Linked DNA regions of Mus musculus: region 2 is linked to region 1. The links are chromatin loops, found by intact Hi-C in ENCODE. Cell type or tissue: left cerebral cortex. All regions are shown on one strand. Each heading gives the region's core, and the rest is flanking DNA. Links, peaks and the distances in the headings are about the cores only. Region 1 has its middle 70 kb from the start of Sfta3-ps. Region 2 overlaps Gm15524 (a long non-coding RNA gene).

What was found. Peaks named below come from ENCODE experiments on the same cell type or tissue, not always from the same donor. Only the 100,000 strongest peaks of a DNase experiment are listed, where the experiment ranks them.
Region 2: a loop joins it to region 1, with 2.6 times the contacts of the local background. A loop is called at or near these places in 2 of 42 quality-filtered maps.

Annotation. Positions count from the first base shown.
Region 1 is chr12:56,457,713-56,460,621 of GRCm38, forward strand. No RefSeq gene overlaps it. Among named protein-coding and RNA genes, the nearest start is that of Sfta3-ps, 70 kb to the right of the region's middle. In left cerebral cortex, for the core only: no CTCF peak of the experiment used is centred there; a DNase peak (open chromatin) is centred at 1,185.
Region 2 is chr12:56,688,581-56,691,489 of GRCm38, forward strand. Gm15524 (a long non-coding RNA gene) reads right to left here. Exons shown (of 3, transcript XR_003950120.1): 3 at 1-1,394. Among named protein-coding and RNA genes, the nearest start is that of Gm15524, 4.7 kb to the right of the region's middle. In left cerebral cortex, for the core only: a CTCF peak has its summit at 1,345 (motif pointing right); no DNase peak of the experiment used is centred there.

The DNA of each region.
Region 1 (2,909 bases), core at 91-2,590:
TTGAGTACCTTTGAAAATTACTGGGGGGGTTGGGGGGGGATGGACACATGAAATCCCTTACTTTTTTTTTTAAATAATTTTGTGATATTGTTATTTCATATCACCAAATGCCATTGCTTTTACGGTTAAAGGGAAATAACATAGGGAAATTAAATGGAAGAAATTCTTGAAGCTGTGACTATTTCTTGAAGAGTATCCAGCTCTGACATTTATATATAAAACAAGTTGTGGTTAACAAGTTTTGTTTTTGGTTTTTTTTTTCCTCAGTTCTCTTAGGAATGTCGTATCCAGTTTTGGAAATGGTTTCATCTCTTCAAGCGTATCTGATTTCGGAAGTCCATCGTCTTTAAATTCAGTTCTTTGCTTGATGCCTTCAACCTTTTCCTCAATCTAAGTTATTTTTTTAAGCTCTATTTCAATTATGTTTCTAGTCCCATGTCTCCACAGAATGGGAAAGTGTTTTCAGCAGTGAATTGGGCTGATAGAAAGCAGATCCCTTGGGGCCAGAGAGAGGGAGGGGGTTCCCAGGGGCCAGGGACTTATTAGGTGGTGGGGCTGCTCTATGTGGTTACGGCTGTCAATTCATCAAAATTCACCCTTCTTGGCTGAAATGTCCCAGAGATGAACCTGTCTTGGTAAAATGATTTTAAATAGCATTTATAATAAAACAAACTAAAACTTTTGAGTTTTTGTTGTTGATAATTATCTAGAATACTCCAAAATGCTTAAAAACTTTATTTCTTCAAATGAAAAAGAACTCCTGAAACTATGTCATGAGATGTATATTAAGGTCTGAAGAACTGAAAGGACTGTACATACTAAAATGCCAATTTTTTTGGTATCTATTTGAAGCTGACATTAAATGAAGAAAAACATTTAAAATTAATTTCATTCAATAATTCTTTCCATTTTCTGAGGCGGGGGAGCAGAGAAACATCATTCTGGTATTGCTATTTTGATTAAAACAAATATCCATTCATTCATTAAAAGTTTTTCTCCTATAAAGGAATTCAATTTTTTTTTGATTGGTGCTAGACTCACAGACAGACAGAAATAAGCTGCCATTCTTCCATTTGATAGCCAGACGCTGCCAGTTGTAGCCAAGGCAGTCATGCTGTTAAATTAGGTCTAATGAAGGAGTAATTGCTTTAGATATAGTGAACCATTTGAAAGAAAACAAGGATTCTAATTGATTTGCAATTTGTTTGGCACATTGCATTGTCCTCGGCTATTGATTAGTCTTCTGGATTTCACACTGCATGCGTTTCCCTTTATTAAGGGAATAACAGGTTACTGATTACTTTCTTTCTGGGTTTAATGTAGCGGTTAATGTCTACTTTGTTCTTGTGTCATGTCGCAGGCGAGGAAGGAATAATAGGCAAGTGGGTGGCCCTTTGCTAAGCAACTTCCCTGCTGCTCTGAGCTGTGTGCTCCTAGACGTGCTGAAAAGCAGATCGAGAAAAGGGGTTAGAATAGCAAGACTGCAAGTTAAGGCCTGAGTCAGGCTAGACCCAGCTCCAAACTTGGCTTTCCCCTCCCAGTCAAAGCAGAGAGTGGGGAGAAGCTGCTGGCGGTAGATTTGCTCTTAGACCGTTTGAGTATTTGTAGGCAGCATATGAATCTACACGCATTGTTTCGATTAATGGGCGTGCATACTAAATGTGTGCAGATAAGTAATATTTGAGGAGGACGTCTTGTGGCTCGTTTCACCCTTAGGGAAGTGACATTTTGTTGGCACCTGGGAAACACTTGTTGCTAAGGTGTCAATACGATCATCAAAATGGCCCTTGTGTTTATACCAACTGCAGGGGAGGGAGAAAAAGTTCTCAGGGCTGCAGTCATTTCATTGCCCTCAAAGCACAGCGGGAATTATTAGCTTACCCCTGCGTGCCCCTTTGTTTTCCTAGGGCTTTGCTCCTCCAGCAGATACTCATTTAAGGCGAATCCGCGGCTTTCTGAAATGTGTTTTGCAATGGTGCACAGAACAGGCGCTCACTTAGCGGATCTAATCCTTTCACAGCTCAGCTTGTTAATGTAGCAAACTGCTGAAAATGGGAAATGGATTCTTTAATGAGACCAGTCCTTTCGTGGCTTTATTCCCGAGGTCCAACCCCCAGGCTTTCATTCAGCTCCCCCCACTCATCCTCCCAAGCCAAGCCCAGGCACCCCCCACTTCCCACCCAGCAAGCAACCCATTTTCCAGCACTCAATCCCATCTCTAGGCCCCTTGCCTCCCTCTCCTCCTTCCCAAAGCCCTTGGAAGCTCACACATGACAAAGGGGCGTGGGGAGTAAAATTCCCTGTCCATCAGTCACCTCTGTGTTAAGTTGAAACCATCTTTTCCTGAGCCCAGAAACTGCATCCAATACATAGCTTGGCTATGCTACCCACATTTTATATAATTAACATTTTCTTTCAAACAGCTTTTGTGCTGTTGGATTTCATAGCGGTGCTGACTGATGATTCAAAAACAGAACAATGAAAAGTTACCTTGAGTTTTGGTTTAATTCCTTACCCCCGCCCCCACCATGTCTGCAGCCATCTTTACTTCTCCACGTCTCCCCAGAGGTTTCAGACTTCAAGAGAATTCCACTTGTTTTGGAAGTAAAATTTAGGTGGACTTATAAAGGTCAACTTGGAATCATAATAGGAATGCCTGTAGTTTTTATAGTTAATTTAGAAGAGAAATAATGAAGTCAGTTTGTGTCCATTTTGTTTGGAAATTGTTCTGGAAAGTAAATTATATGTTCACAAGATCAACTCTTCTTCCGTCCAAGTATTTGTGTGTGTGTGTGTGTGTGTGTGTGTGTGTGTGTGAATGTGCACACACTATGCACACATGTACTTGCACACCTAGGTAGGTATACAAACATTGGAATCCTCTCCTAATATGAACACTGTACACTTTA
Region 2 (2,909 bases), core at 306-2,805, 230 kb after region 1:
CCCAGAGCCCACTAAAGTCATTTTGTCATTATGTTTTAAACATGAAATAGTTCATCTCTACGCTGTCTTCAGGGTAATGCAAGGAGGGGATGACTTGAAATGGATTCTCCATGCATCTCCAGGAAAGGAAGGCGGTGGTAGCAGGGACTCCGCAGAGAAAGCAGCTAACTTTATCTAACACGGGCACTTTCAGGTCACTCGGGCCCACTAGCTGTGCTAATAATCAGTCCTAATTGTATTGTTTCAGGGCATCTCCCGATTTTGTTCCCACTATAGTGCTCCGGTGACCCACGGAGAAACACACAACAGATGCCAGTACAGATCCCCAGAAAAGTGAATATTTTCTGTGCTTTGGTTGACATGTTAACATGTCATCCCGTGGACAGGTCATGCCAGTCGCAAAATAAATTGAGCCGCAGAACAAAATTTCTTCTGGTCCTGCCTTGGCCCTCTTTTTGCTATGAGGCTGGGCACCGTTGGAAGATGCGTGGTCCCCCTTCTGGCTGCACTCTGCGTTCTTGCCCCTGGCTCACAAGTCCTAGGGAGGGTCAGAGCAAACAGCTGGAATTCAAGCGCGCTTTCTGGCTCTCTTCTGGTCAACCCTGACCTATTCAGCTGGCATTCTGTCCATAGTGAGGAGTCCCAGGAAGCAGGTCCTCTTTGACAGGCTCTGGGGTTTGGCTTAGGGGAGGTTGTCTTTCCTAAGATGTGGAGGGGGTAGGGAGTGTTTACTCCCATTGTAGACACCTGCAGTGCGGAGTCTTCTTCTTTTCTGGGGCCTTTAGTAATGAGCTATTCCCGGAGAGTGGGAAACCGGAAAGAGCGAGGGTAGTGGGAGCCTAGCTGGGCTTCACACTTTCCTCTTGTTTCATATGTAATGCGGCCTTCTTTAAATGTCTTAGGTGTTCACATTTGATCTACACGCGTGTTTTATCGTTGTAAAGGCCACTGCCACTTTGGAAGGCTATCATGTTTGACTTCGTGGCCTCTCACTAAATAGTGGGATGAGCCAGCAAAGAACCAGCCCACCATTCTCTTCCCTTCCTTTAGAGGAACTTCTTTTCAGTTTTTAGCTTTCCCAGCCCATAGAGGAAGGAAAATCCATGACCCTGAGTGCCCCCCACCCCCACCCCAGGGCGGTGAAAGATCCTGCAAAGTAGGGTGTGGGAGGGAGATAGGTGTTTCCAGTAACGTGAAAAGATCGGTGCTTGGGTTTAACGCGATGGCGCGTGACGAAGCGCGGTGCGCGACTTAGAATTCAGCACAATGTTAAGGTGAATTGAAGCCTTCGATTTGCAAACGCCCTTCCCAGACTTGTCGGAGCTGGAGTCAATCCGGCGCCTGTAGGTGGCGCTGCGATGAGGTGCCGGGGTGAAGGGAACTCTGGCTGAAGTCTGAAAGACATTAAAGGGGGAAAAAAAAACCTGAAGAAAATTTCCACAACTCCCTTTCTGCCTCTCCACCTCGGCCTGCTACTTTTATTTCGGGGGAATAGCGGAGATAATACCGCGGGACTCTGAGCTCTATTAGGGGAGAGAGCACAGAGACCGCTGGACAGAGAGATTCTACCTCACTGTCCAGTGTCTCGTGCAAAGAAAACATCCTGTCACCAGCTGTCCGGAGGGAACGTGCAATGATTTACTCCTAGGTCGTCGCATCAACGAATATGCTAGTGACTGACCTGACCGCTTCTTGTGGGCTGACCTTCAAATGCCATAAATGAACCTTCAAATGCCATAAATGAACCTTCAAATGTCATAAATCGTGTCTAAAGCCCTAGGTCAACAGTTCGTGCCCATCCAAAGCTTGGCTAGTCTAGGGCTGCCGACTGGCCCTAGTAAGTGCTCTTCGATCCCGTAGCCTGTGAGCAGCCCCGGACCCCGACTGTCCGATAACCCTGCATAGAGCATAACCTGACCACAGTAACCCGCACTCAATTCCCGGCCTTCACAATTGCTGTCCTGAAATCAGAATTAGAGGCGCAGCCTGGTTCTCCTTTATCTTTTCCAGGCAGCTTTAGGCTAATAGGGTCTTTCCAGGAGTCTGCCTCATTGAGCTAGCACAACAAACGCCCATGGGGAAGCTCACAAACCACTGTACTAAAGGGCCCCGCAGTTTTGCTTCCCCTCTCCCCACGTCCCGCCCCCCAGCTGCAGCTCTCAAAGTCGAGTGGAAGCGTAAGGTCATTCATTGAAAGACCAAGGCCAGCTTCCTCGCCATCATACATTCACTACTAAAATTGCAACCCTGGCAAAAGCGAGGTCTCCTCTGGACAATTACAGGGTCAACGGGGCCTTCCCCGACCCCCAAACTCCTCCTAGTCGCCTTCTCTCAGTAGAGACCTGATTCATGCTCGCAATTGCTGTCCCTCAGCCAGGAGTATTGCTCCTTGAACAAAAATACATTCTCATTCTCTCTCTATCTCTGTCTCTCTCTCTGTCTGTCTCTGTCTCTGTCTCTGTCTCTGTCTGTCTCTCTCTCTCTAATAAACAAACGCAATCATACCATAGGAGGCTCAAAGCCATCCTTCTAAAAGCAATTCCACTGTTGAAAACTGAAAAATGGGTGTAATTTGCGTTCAGAAAGTGATGTTAGGGTCACGGCAATTTCCCGGGCCGTTATTTATTTTTACTTTAAAGTCTTTAGGGAAGATTTGCTTATAGACTCGGATACAGTATGAGAACCCCGGCAACCCCGCTCGCCTTCAAAGCGGGAGGGGGCCTGAAGGTGGAGAACAATTACTGAGTGACGCTAATATGGGGAAACTGAAAAGAAATGTCGATTGTTTTTATTGTAACAGAAGGAGTGAGCAAACAGAAAAACCAACCCCGGCTGATCGGAAACAGGCAGGCGGAGAATGAAAAGTGGGTTTCAGGCCGCAACAGGCCCCTCCCTCCCCTGGCCTGGGA